Regions from separate parts of the Homo sapiens genome. Here region 1 is linked to region 2. The links are chromatin contacts, found by Hi-C in ENCODE. All regions are on one chromosome and are shown on one strand. Each heading gives the region's core, a stretch centred on a gene start or an enhancer-like site at or near the end of the contact. The rest is flanking DNA. Distances are from core to core; before and after follow the strand shown.

Region 1 (7,575 bases), core at 1,350-3,849, 410 kb after region 2:
CCCTTTCACCATGTGAGGACAAAGTGCAAGACAGCTGTCTATGAACTAGGAAGCCAGCCTTCACCAGACAACGGATTCTGCTAGCACCTTGATAGTGGACTTCCCAGCCTGCAGAACTATGACTAGTAAGTTTCTGCTGTTATTTGACACCTGGTTTATGGTATTTTGTCACAGCAGCCCAAACGAACCAAGAAACTCAGCCTTGGTTGAGGTGAATTTTTGCCTAATGTCTTTTCACCTTTCTTGAACAATCATGTGTGTGGTCTATGATTGAAAGTCCTCATTTCCTGGCTTCGTTGCAGTTGGCCTACTGCATGCTGCATGCCTGTCTCCATGGAACTTTCGGTTTTCCACCACTAGGTACTGTCTTCCATTTTGCAAACAACTGCTACTTTATCCTAGACTCCAATAATAATAATGATGACTCCAATAATAATAATGATGACACCAATAACAGTAATAAGAAACATGCAGTGCTTATAATATGTTTGGCAATATACTTAATGTTTCCTAGGTGTTGCCTTATTTTTCCTGACCACTACCTTACATGGTAGACATTTTTTTTTTAAATAAAGGAAAGAGGTTTAATTGACTCACTCACAGTTCTGCATGGCTGGGGAGGCCTCAGGAAACTTACAATCATGGCGGAAGGGGAAGTAGGTATGTCTTACATGGCAGCAGGAGAGAGAGGAGAAAGCGAAAGGGGAAGAGCCCCTTCTAAAACCGTCAGATCTCTTGAGAACTCAGTCACTATCACAAGAACAGCATGGGGGAAACGCCCCCATGATCCAATCACCTCCCTCCTTCAACACTTGGAGATTATGGGTACCCCACTCCACACGTGAGGATATGAATTCGAGATGAGATTTGAGTGGGGACACAAAGCCAAACCATATCAGTTGTACAAAGAGGTGGCAAAATAACAATTACCCGTAAAGTGCAATACAGAAACAAAAGGCTACTTTGTGATGTTAGAATATTAAAAACATAATCCTCACATAAATATGTCAAAGAAACATAAATATTTATGCATGAGAAAACAAGCAGGTAAAACTAGTTCAAAGGAGGATACAGTGGACTGAATTATACATGTACATTTTTTCTGTAAGTTCATTTCAAGAAAAGGTGTTAATCTAACTGCAATCTTACTCCAATAGACTTCCTTTTCTTGAAAATGGAAAACTGTTTTTCATTTTTTAACAGAACCTTTCATTTGATGGTAGCTATCCTTCATTAAACAATCACTACATGACAAATATTTTGCTAGGCTATACATATAAAATATGTAATCCCTACAAACTTATGGTGTGGGCATTTTATTACCCATGTTATAGAAGGAGGAACTGAGAAACAAGCTAAATGACTTGACTAAGTTCACACTGACAGCAAAGTGTGATGAAATCTCAGAATCTGTGTTCCCAGCACCAGAGTTAAATAGGTTGGTCTTTCCCTAAATCCCTGCCTCACTCTCCTATCGAAACCTATGGCCCTGGTGGACAGGTCTAGTCCAGCTCCTGACTCTGTCTTATTGAATTGTTTCTGGATATGATTTTTATGAACACAGTGTGTCCTGAAGCACTGCACATGCTTATAGATTGTGTGTGTTCTTCGGTTCCTTTGCTAATTCATTCATTAATTCATTCATCAATTCATTCACTTGTTTGGCATGTATTTATTGGGTGCTTATTCTATGTCCAGCATTGTGCAAGAACTAGGGAATTGAGACTGAAAACGCATAGCTTGGAGATAGACGTGGAAACAAACACAATAGCATACCCACAGTTGTAATGGAGGTACAAAGCCTACATCTGTGAGTCAGGGTCCTGCAGATAGGAGCTAGTGCTTGAGTTGAGACGTAAAGCATGACCCAGAGGAGCACGGCATTGCAATCAGAGTTAAAATAATTTGGTAGGAGCATATTGCATATTCAAGGGAGCCACAGTAGGTTCAGCAGGTGCTGCAGATGGAGCAGGAGATGAGAGAGCTGGCAAAGGGATCAGGAACAAGATCATGAGCCTGTATATCCTGCTGAAGAGTGTATGTTTTATCCTGAGGTATAAGAAAAAGCTTTAATGAAGCGTGTCAATCCTCTGCCATGTAGAATTTACATTACTAGGTGGCAGAAGCCACCTCTTCTACTTTTCAAGGGTGTTATCCCTTAAGATGCCAAGTTAATATTACTTATGTAGTGGAGTTCCAGTAATGCTTGTTGAGTGGGAATGTATAATCTCCTAGCATGCATTTGTTTAGCAAATGCTCGGAGAGCTAACATAGTAACATACTCTATCATGTTTCATATGTTCTTTAACTCTTCCCCTTTATCTAGTCAGCCCCATACACTGAAAGGCAGTGAGCTGGAAACATGTGTCTGAAAAGCTTACTGATTCCCAACAGTGTGTGGAGTTATCAGAAATTACCGCACATGCAACAACCTCTGCTCAGGAAGTTTACCTCCTGTGATGAATTTGGTCTTCACCCCATAAATTCAATCTGCTGACTTGCTTCTTTTCATTTTTTTTTTTCTGACTCTAGTTTTGGAACTTCTTTACAAAGTGAGAATAACTTAAAAAAAAAAAAGAAGCAGCGGGGGAAATTTGGGGACCAAGTTCCTTATTTCATGTTTCCTAATGAAACCTGATACTTGCAAAATTTTGTTCAGTTATGCACTCATCTGAAAAAACACGTGCACTTTCTCTTTTGCATGTTTTAGGTTGTCTCAGAATTTCCTCAGTGCCAGTCCTCCAGCAGGCTGAGGCATTGCTTCTGGTTACCCCATTCCATCTTCTCTGTAGGTACCTACACCCTGCCAAAGGTAGCATATGACATCCTGACTCAGGAGACAAAAGAGGATGAGCACAATGTTGACAATGGTTTCTGATTCATTCCCCCCTCCCTTCCTGTAACCCCTAACTGTGGAGATTAAAAATGAGAGATTTGCTTCTTTGGAGTGAATGAATATAAAATGCCTTCTTATTTTCAGTGTGGTCCCTCATCTTGGAGCTCATTATTTCTTTAAATATGCCTAAATGTGGCTTGGTAATTTCACCTTCTTATGCGACTTAAGTACAAGTGATAAGGTGTCTTGGGGGCTCTTGAGTGTTTGATCCCAAGCTTTCATGTCACTTCTGCCTCTCCTTGAACTTCTAGGAGATAAAAGAAAACCAGCTGTTTTCTTGTTAAAGATCAAGGTAATCAGGATGGCGATTCAGGACACAACCATGATCACTGCAGGGAAAAGGAGGTGGTGTGATGTTTTTCTATTAGGCACAGTGTGTCAGAGTTATGTAGCTGTCAGAAAAGGTATTTTGTTTCATGCCTATTTGTGATGTCTTTGTTGTTGTTGTTGTTGTTGCCAGTTTGAAATTCCTGGTATCATCTTCAGTAAACTGAATGAGGCTATTCTTAGTGGTGCCTTCCAATGGCAAGAGAATAGTATTTCAGATGCTTACTAGGTTTCTGAACTATTCTTCACAAGCATTTGCCTAATTCTTTATCCTTACAGTCATGCTGTGGGGTAGATGATACTATACCCATCTTATAGATAAGAAAACTGAGAGACAAGAAGTGTAAGTAACTTGCTGATATGGTTTTGGTGTGTCCCCACCCAAATCTCATCTCGAATTGTAGCTCCCACAATTCCCATGTGTTGTGGGAGGGACCCAGTAGCAGGTAATTGAATCATGGAGGCAAGTCTTCCCATGCTGTTCTCGTGATAGCGAATAAGTCTCATGAAATCTGATGGTTTTATAAATGGGATTTTCCCTGCACAAGTTTTCTCTTGCCTGCCACCATGTAGACATGCCTTTCACTTTCCGCCATGATTGTGAGGCCTCCTCAGCCACGTGGAACTGTGAGTCCATTAAACCTCTTTTTCTTTATAAATTACCCAGTCTCAGGTATGTCTTTATCAGCAGCATGAAAATGGACCAATAGACTTGCCCAGGTTATATTGCTCATCAGTGTTAGTGGAACTAAGATTTAAACCCATGCAGTCACTGCCAGGACTAGGATAAAGTAAGAGAGGTGCTCAGGGTACAAAATTTAAGCGAGAATTTCCTCTTAATCTTGTGCAAGTATAGAATACTCACCCAAGAATGAATGTTTCCTTAAATTGCACCCTCATCCTGGGCTTGCAAGCAACCTAGATTTGTAGCCTAGGTACTTAATCCTTATACATCCCGCCTGCTTTATCCTCACCCTCATGGATCAGAGTCAGCCTTTAGTTGCATTGAACAGACTGAGAGAGGGTGTGCAGGCATGGAAGAGACCAGCAGAGACACGAGTCCAAAGCAGGTGTCTTTCCTTACTCTTAGCTGGGTATTCTCCTGTGCCCTCCCTCTTCTTTACACTATATTTCCATCCTTCTCCAGTACAGAAAGGAAAAAAATACTCTTCACTTGAGAACTAAATGTCTGTATCCCATAGAGAAATATTAGAATAGCATCTCAGAGCATTGCGCATACTCAGGCCTAGCTACTCCAAAGAGCCTTATTTCTTATCATCAAGTCCAGACACACCCTGAGGTTCGTGGTGGAATGGATGATCATGCAGTGTACATATCGATAAGGAGTCACGGGGCTTAGAACAGGGCCTTGTGACAAGGAGTCAAACTGCCTCAGAGAAAAGAAAAGGTGGAGGACAGTCCAGGATCCCAGGACATCAGTGAAGATATCTATCCCTGCAAATACCCCATACTCTCAAAAATCTTTTATGTGCTCAGTAGGTTTTGAATGGGAATAAACTTTTCCAGTTAGCTGATAAATGACAAAATAGTCACTATATAATTAAAGAGGTCCTTCCACTCAGTCCTGTACAGCCTGAGCTTTAGGAGGCCACTGGGATTGTGGACTGATAATGCTGGAACTATCTCTGGTACCCTTCAGTAATGGATCAACTCTCCCCTTGACTCAGTGGGACATGGAAGAAACACCCATATGCCCTTATGGACATGTGTGGAGAGCCAGCAGGAGCTATGGCCATGGCTGGCATGAAGGAGAGTAAGTGTTGGTATCTGGTAGCGTCACTGAACTTCTCAGCATCACAATGGAAAATTCCTGCTAGTCCTTCTGGACAAACTTTTGACACTGAAATCTGAGCAGACTGGTTGATGATGGCTTCCTCTCTCTTAGGGGCATCATGCCAGCAGAACCCTGTGGGGAGGACCATACCAAATGGGCAAGCCCAACAGTGCTCAGAAGGGCCCCTGGGCTGTGAGGGAGCATCACTTGCCTCTTTGATCAGGTTCATAAATCTGGGTCCGAGGCGCCATGGCTTATGTCTATGGCACTGCAGGGAGCTGACGGTCAGCTGGGATGCCCGGTGCGAGGCAATGGCCACCATGTACACAGCATCGTACATCAGAGCCGCTTCAGTCTGTGGAGGAAAACACACACCGCATCTTAAATTCCACTTTTGCTTACCTTCCTTTACTTGCATAATCACTCTCCCTGCTTCCATAGCTCTTATCTGTCTGATCTCAAAGGCCATTTACTCTTCAGCTAGGTAGTTTTCACTCTCCAATAGCTATTTTTCTCCAAAATAATACCTCACACTTTGGAGTAAATTGAAGTTATAACTCTGCTTCGTTTCAAGTTCTTTAAAAAAAAATAAAGCAACCCAGATCAGCCACAAAAGACTTGATTCAAGGAACAAATATTTTGCGAAGTGTCCTCCATGTTAAGCATGGTGTTAAGATCAACTACCTTGAGCTAGAAGCTACTAAAGCTCAAAGTTGCAATATCAGATTTGTTTCTCAGCATTTGTCTATATCTATTTATCTATCTACTTACTGGTTTATATTTGGTAGAAAGAAACTGCTACAATCACTAACAGGTGATTTCCAGATAAGGATACTGGTGTTGGTCACTTTCATTTAGCAGAGTTAAGAAGTTCATAGTCATGGAATGAAACTCAACGGCAAGTTTTGGGAGACCCTCTGAAGGGCAGACAAGTGCAGCTTGCTCAGAACATGCCTCCTCTTGCCAGCATGTGCTTTCTTGAGAGAGATTGAAACAAGTCGGTCATTCCTTTTAGGGGGTTGGGCATCTCGTTCTTCCCTTCCTCATGAAATTCCTCTCACTTGCACAATTTTACATAATACAGCATTTTATAAAATATGCTTCCCTGTGGTTTCCTTTAGGGATAAAATCTTATAATACCCTTGCATTTCACTTGAGGGTTTCATTGCAACTTCAAATACATTAGCTCATTTGAAATTCTCAACAAGTCTTCAAAATAAGCAGAAGAGATAAAGCTATTTATTATGTGAGAAAACTCACTTCGAGGTAGGATATTTGTGGAGGGGCACACACATGCACACACACACACACACATGCACAGCCACACACACACCACATACACAATCATAGTGAGAAATCCCAGAGATGTCACTACTTCTGCTTATTATTTCTGGAGAGTAATAGGGATTATATACATAGCTAATCATTTTCAGAGTTAAACCTAGAATCTAGGTCATAGAATGAAAATTATCATATGGTTTTCCAAAATTGGTTGATTCATTCAACATATACTATGCATTGATTGCTCATGTCTTGGTGGAGGTAGAAAGTGAGGACAGGGGTTACTATATCTCACAATTTTATCAGTCTTTGAGGTCACGGAATACCTCTACTTTGAATCATTATTATTCTGTTCAATCTTTATCATTGTATTTTCCATCTATTCATGGTCATGGATCTTTATGTCTGTATCTTGTTAAGAATATTGGTTTTTTGAAGGCAGAAACTGCTCAAATTTAAGTTAGCTTTGGTGACTAACATGGTTCCTGACACAGAAAAGTTGTTTAAACATGTTCACTGACGAAGTTAATACTACTCAATTCCTTAAAATGACATTTATTTTTGTGAGAACTGTAGAATTGCAAGGTTTTAAGATATAGTTTTAAGAAAAAGCATTTCATTCATGCTTATGTAATTGACATACTGACGTTGGATTGGTGGTGGCAGTAATTTATAATGCTTAAAAATGTTTTGATCATTTCAGTTCAGGACTTACACTATCCACTTTGTAGATGAGAAAACTAAGGCTCATGGAAATTGACCGGTATAAGGCTACTCTGTAATCAATTTCATTGCCAGGGTTTGAGCCTGCACCTGCCTGATTCTAGCACCCATGATCTTTACCACTTTGCTGTACTAATTCTGTTTAATTGGAGGAAAGTAAGCTACTGGCAGATTGAGACTTTTGGAAATGCAGTCAACAGCAATAGCTGACATTTATTGAGCACTTATGATATGTCGCATGCTGTTCTAAATCCCTTGCAAACATTAAATTTTCACTATAACCTTTATTCTTTTACAGATAAAGAAAAAAGATGTTAAATGGGATCCCCAAACTCATGGGGGGACAGGCAATATTCAAACCCACAAAGTTGGTGCTAGAGTATATGCCGTTAACCATAAAGCTGTGCTGCTTCTACACCAAGTTATTGGTCTGATGATTTAATAGTCACAATAATAGTTCAATAAAGGTTAATATTCACTGATAATTTACTATGTGCCAGGCACTATAAGCATTTTACATATGTCATCTTTTTTAATTACTGAAATTAAACTT
Region 2 (7,582 bases), core at 3,420-5,919:
TACATGAATAAAGCCTATTTTAATAATCTTATGAGCGAGATAAAAGCATGTGGGATGGCTACCTCTGATGTTCCAGATGATTTTTTAAGTAGTTGGACAGTCACACAAAAAGGGTATAAACCAAGGGAGGTCAACCTTAAAAGAAGTTTCTTTGTTCTTTGACTTCTGTGAAAATGTTATCGGAGACTTGAATATAAGCATAAAAGCCACATTTATCAAATTTAAAAATTTATAATGCAAAAAGCTGCCAGCTTAGCGAAAAGAACTCTTTTTTTTTTCTTTTTTTGCTGCTAGTTGAAGATGAAAATTCTAAGTAATCTCACCAGGTTGGACAACTGGCTATGAAATGGCATGAAATATGTAAGTTACTATTGTCAGCTTTAAAAGAGCAAATCTGCAATGATAAGATATAAGATCTGAAAATCTTTGTGGCAGCAGCTTTTGTAAAAACGAAAATAAGACATAAACAAATAAATTAATTACAAATTTGCTGTGAGACCAAAATACCACACAGCCCCCAAAAGCTGAGATAGTCACTGCAGATATTGAAGATCTGCATTCTAAACCACATGTTTTATCCCCAATGTTCAGCTCAATGTATTGTGCTTGGTAGATTCTTAATTATTATTTGTTCAGTAACAAATATAATGATCAGGTCTTTGCAGGAGTATTAAATTAAAATTTGTCTGTTACACTTTAATGGTCAGTTGTTAACCTGGAGTGCACACAAATAATGATAGATCAGCAAGGAGGGTCTAAAAACCACATACTAGGAAGTCCAATGGAAGAATTAGGCGTGTACAGAAGAGAAGGTTAATTTATTAAGAGACCGGCTATTAGGCCGGGCGCGGTGGCTCACGCCTGTAATCCCAGCACTTTGGGAGGCCGAGGCGGGTGGATCATGAGGTCAGGAGATCGAGACCATCCTGGCTAACAAGGTGAAACCCCGTCTCTACTAAAAATACAAAAAATTAGCCGGGCGCGGTGGCGGGCACCTGTAGTCCCAGCTACTCGGGAGGCTGAGGCAGGAGAATGGCGTGAACCCGGGAAGCGGAGCTTGCAGTGAGCCGAGATTGCGCCACTGCAGTCCGCAGTCCGACCTGGGCGACAGAGCGAGACTCCGTCTCAAAAAAAAAAAAAAAAAAAAAAAAAAAAAAAAAAAAAGGGGGCCGGCTATTTTATTATAGATTGTCTTATTCTGTCCCAAGGGAAGTATTCTAATTGATGTTATAGGGAGGCAGGTTTAAACTCAGTATTAAGAAGAGCTTTCTATAATTAATAAAAGACAATGATATGGACTTGTATTAGTTTGTTGTCACACAGCTATAAAGAGCTACCCGAGACTGGGTAATTTATAAAGAAAGGAGTTTTAATTGACTTACAGTTCCACATAGCTGGGGAGGCCTCAGGAAACTTATAATCATGGCAGAAGGTAAAGGAGAAGCAAGCACCTCCTTCACAAGGCAGCAGGAGAGAGAGAGAACAAGGTGGGAAGTGCCACACTTTAAACCATCAGATCTCGTGAGAACTCACTGTCATGAAAATAGCAGAGGGAAACCCGCCCCCATGATCCAAACACTTCTCACCAGGTTCCTCCCCTGACATGTAGGGATTATAATTTCAGATGAGATTTGGGGACGGGAGCACAGAGCCAAACCATATCAGGACTATTGCATGACCATCTATTAGGCACGTTGTAGGGAAAATTTCTATCTATATATTTGGTGTAGTGATTTAGCTTGGATTGTCTTTCCAACTCAAAGACTACATTGGGTAGTAAGAGCTAGTCTAATTTTTTTAAAAAATAATAAATATCTGGGCTATATGCACTTTTTTCATTATCAACAAAACTACTAAAATATCTTTTCACAGATTAAGCCTAACAATGGGGTTTCTAATTCTTTCTTACTATATTACAGTTTTGTTTTTTACAGTTTGTTAGAGATCACTAGACAGTTACTAATATCCATTATTTTGTCAACATGTAGCTATCTCTGTTGGTTTTTAAAATGCTTGAATATTTTCTGAATTTAAGAAGTGATTTTACAGTATTTGCTGTATTTACAGTATTTGCTGATTCAGATCATTATGATTATTTATAAAGCCAATCATATGTTTCTGTTTCTGTGTATTTTACAATTTTTTTCAATATGTAAGTGAGGACTGAGAATTAAGAAGTTTTTTGGAAAATGCTAGTTTTTATTAGATGGTGCCCAGAATATCTCAATAATGAAAAGTTGAGTATGTTGGAGTTAAACCAATTGCCTGCCCTCAATGCAGTGCTTATTTCAGTTTGCTGACAGCACTAGTCAGCAGTTTGCTGTTCTGAGTGTTTACTACCACATCCCTGACATATTCTACCCTGGAATCCCAGGACTCTGTGTTTTCTGGTTACGCTCGGCCTCTCTGGCTTCTTCACAGCTGCCGCTCCCTCATTCTCATCTTAACTGTGGCCACACCCAAAGGAAGGATTTGTAATTCTCTTCTTTGCAATTTTCTGCTTAGAGGTCTCCTCTGCTTCCATGCCTTAAATGGAGAAGCCCCAGTTCTTCACCCATGGCCCTGCCATGAATCTCCCAGCTCTGTGTGAAGGCTCTCCATTGAAATTAACAGGTCTAACATCCACCTCATCACGTTTCTCTTCACAAGAAGACTTTGGGATCTTCTCTGTTTCTGCCAGTGATTCAACCTTTCTCTCAGTCACTAAAGCTCAGATATATTGTAACCACCCAGTGGGTTCACCTTGCCTGCTGCCTAGACAGAATCTATCAAGACAGGGGAATTGCAATAGAGAAAGAATAATTTACACGGAGCCGGCTGTGTGGGGGACCAGAGTTTCATTATTACTCAAATCAGTCTTCCTGAGCATTTGGGGATCACAGGTCTTTTTTTTTTTTTTTGAGATGGAGTCTCATTCTGTTGCCAGGCTGGAGTGCAGTGGCGCGATCTCAGCTCACTGCAACCTCTGCCTCCCAGGTTCAAGTGATTCTCCTGCCTCAGCCTCTCGAGTAGCTGGGACCACAGGTGCCTGCCACCATGCCCAGCTAATTTTTGTATTTCTAGTAGAGACGGGGTTTCACATGTTATCCAGGATGGTCTCGATCTCTTGACCTTGTGATCTGCCTGTCTCAGCCTCCCAAAGTGCTTGGATTACAGGCGTGAGCCACTGGGCCTGGCCCAGGGTGTTTAAGGATAACTTGGTGGGTGGGGGAAGACCAGTGAATTGAGAGTGCTGCTTGGTTGGGTCAGAGATGAAATCATGGCAAGTTGAAGCTGTCCTCTTGTGCTGAGTCAATTCCTGGGTGGGGGCCACAAGATCAGGTGAGCCAGTTTATCAGTCTGGGTGGTGCCAGCTGATCCATCAAAATATCTGCAAAATATTTCAAGCACTAATCTTATGAGCAGTTTAGGGAGGGTCAGAATCCTGTAGCCTCCAGCTGCGTAAGTCCTAAAACATAATTTCAAATCTTGTGGCTAATTGGTCCTATAAAGGCAGTCTAGTCCCCAGGCAAGAAGGAGGCTTGTTTTGGGAAAGGGCTGTTATGGTCTTTGTTGTAAACTATAAATTCCTCCCAAAGTTAGCTCGGTCTATGCCCAGGAAGGGACAAGGACAGCTTAAAGGTTAGAAGGAAGATGGAGTTGGTTAGGTCAGATCTCTTTCACTGTCTCAGTCATAATTTTGCAAAGGCAGTTTCAATATCACAGTTCCTCTCCTCCCTGCTTAGGGAGACAGTGTCCCATAATTGTTAAGAGCACACCCTCTGACTCAAGCCATCTAGGTTCAAATCCTAGCCCTTCCCTTCTCCAGTTGCCGAACTCGAACAAGTATTGTAGCCTCTTCAAGCCCCATTTTTCATATCTGTAAAGCGGAGATCGTAACAAACTGTACATGTCGATGATGTCCACAGAGTTGGATCAAGGGTTACGAATCTGACAGCCCAAACCTCCAGACTGGCTGTGCTATTATTTCAGTTATTCTGACATGGCTCTGATGCAATGTGGACGTCAACAAAGCATTAAAAGTGAGAGACAGATTAGTAAGCAACTCCCTAAGGGTGGATTTTTAAATATGCACTAAAATTGTGGAGAAGTTAATATACTATATTAGTTCACTAGGGCTGCCATAAAAAAGTGCCAGAAGGACGCTAGGTGACTCAGAAAACAAAAATTTGTTTTCTCACAGTTCTGGAAGCTGTGAATCTAAGATCAATGTGTCAGCAGGTTGACTTCTGAGGCCCCTCTCCCTGGCTTGTAGATCTGTGACTTCAGATTGTCTTCCTTCTGTGTGTCTGTGTCCTAATCTTATAAGGACACCAGTCAGATTACATTAGGACCCATGCCAATAACCTCATTTTACCTTAATTACCTCTTTAAAGCCTTTATGTCTGTTAAAGCAAACTATAGCCTGAGAAGGACTCCCTACTTCTATATTTGAGTCCTTGCGGATGAACCGTAACCTAACTTAATAGGCAGATAAAATTGAAAACCTAACTTAGTAGTATGCACCTGTAACAATAGCTAAATCCTAGCCAATCCCAGCAGCCATATTTCAACCATTCATACACTGCTTAGTGCTCAAACTGTGTTCAAATAAGGCAAACGCCAACCTCTAACCAATCCAGCCGTTCTGTACCTCACTTCCAATTTCTGAACGTCATTTCTCTTTTTTTTTTTGGTCTATAAATCTTCCACCACATGGCTGCGCTGGAGTCTTTGTGAATCTGCTGTGATTCTGGGGGCTGTCTGATTTGTGAAACGTTCATTGCTCAATTAAACTCCTTTAAATTTAAACCGACTGAAGTTTTTCTTTTATCATGTCCCAAAACAGGAACATTCTGAGGTACTAGAGGTTTGGAGTTCAACATATACATTTGGCGGAGGTTGCAGGAAGACAATTCAGCCCATAGCATGTACCTACCTAAGGTCTTAACTGGTAAACAAACAAACAAAAAACCAACCTAGTTATAGTTTTAAATTTGTTTCTATTTTATTTCCCATGAGGTAATCTAAAAGAACCTGGGGAATCCAGGTGCTTTTCAAAGCAGTACTTGTATGGTGTTTCATCATTACCTCTCAGCGGGAGGGAAATGAAACTCAGACGGGCCCATTTGGTTTCTATGATACCAGCTTTCCTCACCTTTCTTGGGGAGAGTGATTTTGAAACTATGGGCTACAAAAGACTTTTGGATTATGTGTGAGCTATGCTCTCTCTCTGGGACTCCTACTATGCTTTGTGATTGTGAAAATAAGTGATTCAAAATCTAAGCTGTTGGAACTCTAAATTATTTTGAGCCATAAGGAAATGTGAATTATGGGGCCTGAGTCACAAGACAGGCAGCTGTAAACTAGGCAGCTGTGAACTTTTTGTAATATTTTTGATTGTCTGAATTGTCTTTTCCCTTACCTACATTATTTTGTAAAATGTTGTGAATGGTTGTAGGACGTGCGACAGGTGTAGCTCACCTGCTTGGTCGCCCCAAAGCTCAAAGGAGGAGCATGCAGACAGGCAGGTGCAGAGGCCAGTACAAGCACTTTTGGGCTCCTGTCCCACGGCAGAGTCTAGGGGTGGGTCTCTGTGTCACTCGAAGCCCATGTAGGCATGTATTACAAAGCTCTTTCAGATTTGTTGTCTGCAGACGGCTTGTGTGTTAATCAGCTTAACGGACCCTCTGCCTTATTGTGAGGGCAGGGGGCCAGCGTGACAACTTTCTTTATCCCAAGCTCTTGTCCAGTGTCCTGAAAGAATCAGATCACACATGGGCTTGAAGGATGAGTGCAAGGTTTCATTGAGTGGTGGAGGTGGCTCTCAGTGAGATGGATGGGGAGGCAGAAGTGGGGATGGAGTGGGAAGGTGGTCTTTCCCTGGAGTCGGGCATCCAGCGGCCCAACTCTTCTCCAGCCACCCCTGGCCAAGCTCCCCTATGAGTCCAGACATCCTTCCTTTTCTCTCTTTCTCTGCTGCATTGTTCCACTGTCACTGGTCTGCTGGTTCACTGGTCCACTGGTCTGCTGGTCTTGATGTCCAGCTTCTTGTGTATGTGCCCGCTAAGGTCTTGGGTTTGTATGGGGGCAGGATGGGGGGTGCATGGCAGGCCAAAAGGCAAATTTTGGCCATGAAAACAGAAATGCCTGTCCTCCTTTAGGGCTGCCGGTCTTCAGGCTTGAGGGTGGGCCGTTTGTTGGGGAACCGCCCCCTTCTACCCAGTATTTCCCTGTTTCCTGTCCATATCAGTGAAGGATGCCAGAGGAGACCCCTTCCCTCTTACTATTGACTTTCATTATAGATTAACCTCTTTCTTCTCACACAAAAACTTTATGGCCATCTCAATGCCTCAAGATGGAATGTTAAGCACACTCTTTTAAAATCAAAAGGAAATGAAAAGGAGCGATAAAGAAAAGAAAACAAGCTGCATGGAAAAGAAAAGAAAAGAAACTGATTAATTTGTTGTAACTCATAAACTGGCCCTGTATTGAAAATGTTGTAATCTTGTTAAATTTCTTTGCTTTTTCCTATATAAAAGAGAATTTAGCTTTTAACTTCAGAGCACTACCCCCATTTCTCTGGGACAGAGCATCCAGAAATGGCCATTCCCAGCTTTTTGCTTGAATAAACTCTCTAAAATTGGAATCTGACCCTTTAGATTATTTCAGGTTGACATGATGAGGAGTTGGCTATAAAGTCACTGCTCTGGCAAAGACTGAATTTCTCTCCTAGTATCAATCCAACACCACTGTTGCCCTGATACATACTGCATTACTGTGGAAGGTTTAAAATCAATCTACTTAGTATTTTCCCTTTTGTAGAAGTGGATTTTAATTATTTCAAGGATCAGGTTTATGGTGTGGGGTGGGGGCTCCAGGGATGTGGGGAGGGTAGCATCACAAGGAATTTTCCTCCAAAATGAGTGTAAGCTCAAGTCCTCTCTTGTGTCTGCTTTGCCTTACTTTGCAGGGAAAGAACCCAAGTTGCATGCAACTTCCCATCTAACTTCTCATTCTCTCTTAATTTTCAAACTTGTTTTCATCCCTATTAATAGCCAGGTCATAGAATCATTTTCAGAAACATTTCAGGTGCTTCAGGATTTTTGAAACCCTTTAGTTCGCATGGTTTGAGTGTGTCACAGGTTAGTAAACCCTCAAAGCTATGCTGTCATGGTTATTGTGTGGTTTATGCCGAGAGAAACTGGTCATAGTCTGCCCCAAGTAGCAATTAATGGGGACCCTGAGGGGCAGTCGGGAGAAGTGACTAAATCAATCCAGCAAGCTCTAGAGAAGCATTTCCTCTTGAGAAGTTCACTATTTTGTGAAAATCAAACGCAACCAAATGCCAGGGGAAAGAACATCTCCCACTGGAGCTTGACAATATTTGTAGAATTAAGTGAAGTTGTGTTTCTGGTGGTTGAAAGTGTCTGTTTGTGATCTCATGTATTCTATTTTGCTGAATAGGTACTTAGGATCTGATTTGGGAGGAAATGAAAGCATGACCACTGGCAAGAGTCAGAAAGAGCTACAGGCATTGGCATTTTCTGTCTATTTCTAAGATCTTTTTGTCAATCCGGTGTTTGGAAACAACTTTCAGTCT

The links. A loop is a pair of places that touch in the nucleus more often than their neighbours do. Pooled maps may share reads with other maps.
Region 1: a loop to region 2 is called in a pooled map, with 4 times the contacts of the local background. The contact joins two enhancer-like sites. A Hi-C loop is called at or near these places in 1 of 168 maps with a recorded cell type or tissue (vagina), 2 of 37 single-sample maps with no recorded cell type and 2 of 50 pooled maps.

Annotation. Positions count from the first base shown.
Region 1 is chr21:29,637,597-29,645,171 of GRCh38, forward strand. It overlaps GRIK1 (glutamate ionotropic receptor kainate type subunit 1), which reads right to left. Exons shown (of 18, transcript NM_001330994.2): 7 at 5,230-5,373. Among named protein-coding and RNA genes, the nearest start is that of GRIK1-AS3, 16 kb to the right of the region's middle. RefSeq lists an enhancer at 2,236-2,315. Within about 2 kb of position 2,600, at least 4 of the 41 ENCODE cell types and tissues checked have a DNase peak (open chromatin) inside an H3K27ac peak, as active enhancers do.
Region 2 is chr21:29,228,667-29,236,248 of GRCh38, forward strand. All of the region lies in intron 1 of LINC00189 (long intergenic non-protein coding RNA 189), which reads left to right. Among named protein-coding and RNA genes, the nearest start is that of LINC00189, 39 kb to the left of the region's middle. RefSeq lists enhancers at 4,861-5,040, 5,471-5,570, 7,246-7,325. Within about 2 kb of position 4,670, at least 6 of the 41 ENCODE cell types and tissues checked have a DNase peak (open chromatin) inside an H3K27ac peak, as active enhancers do.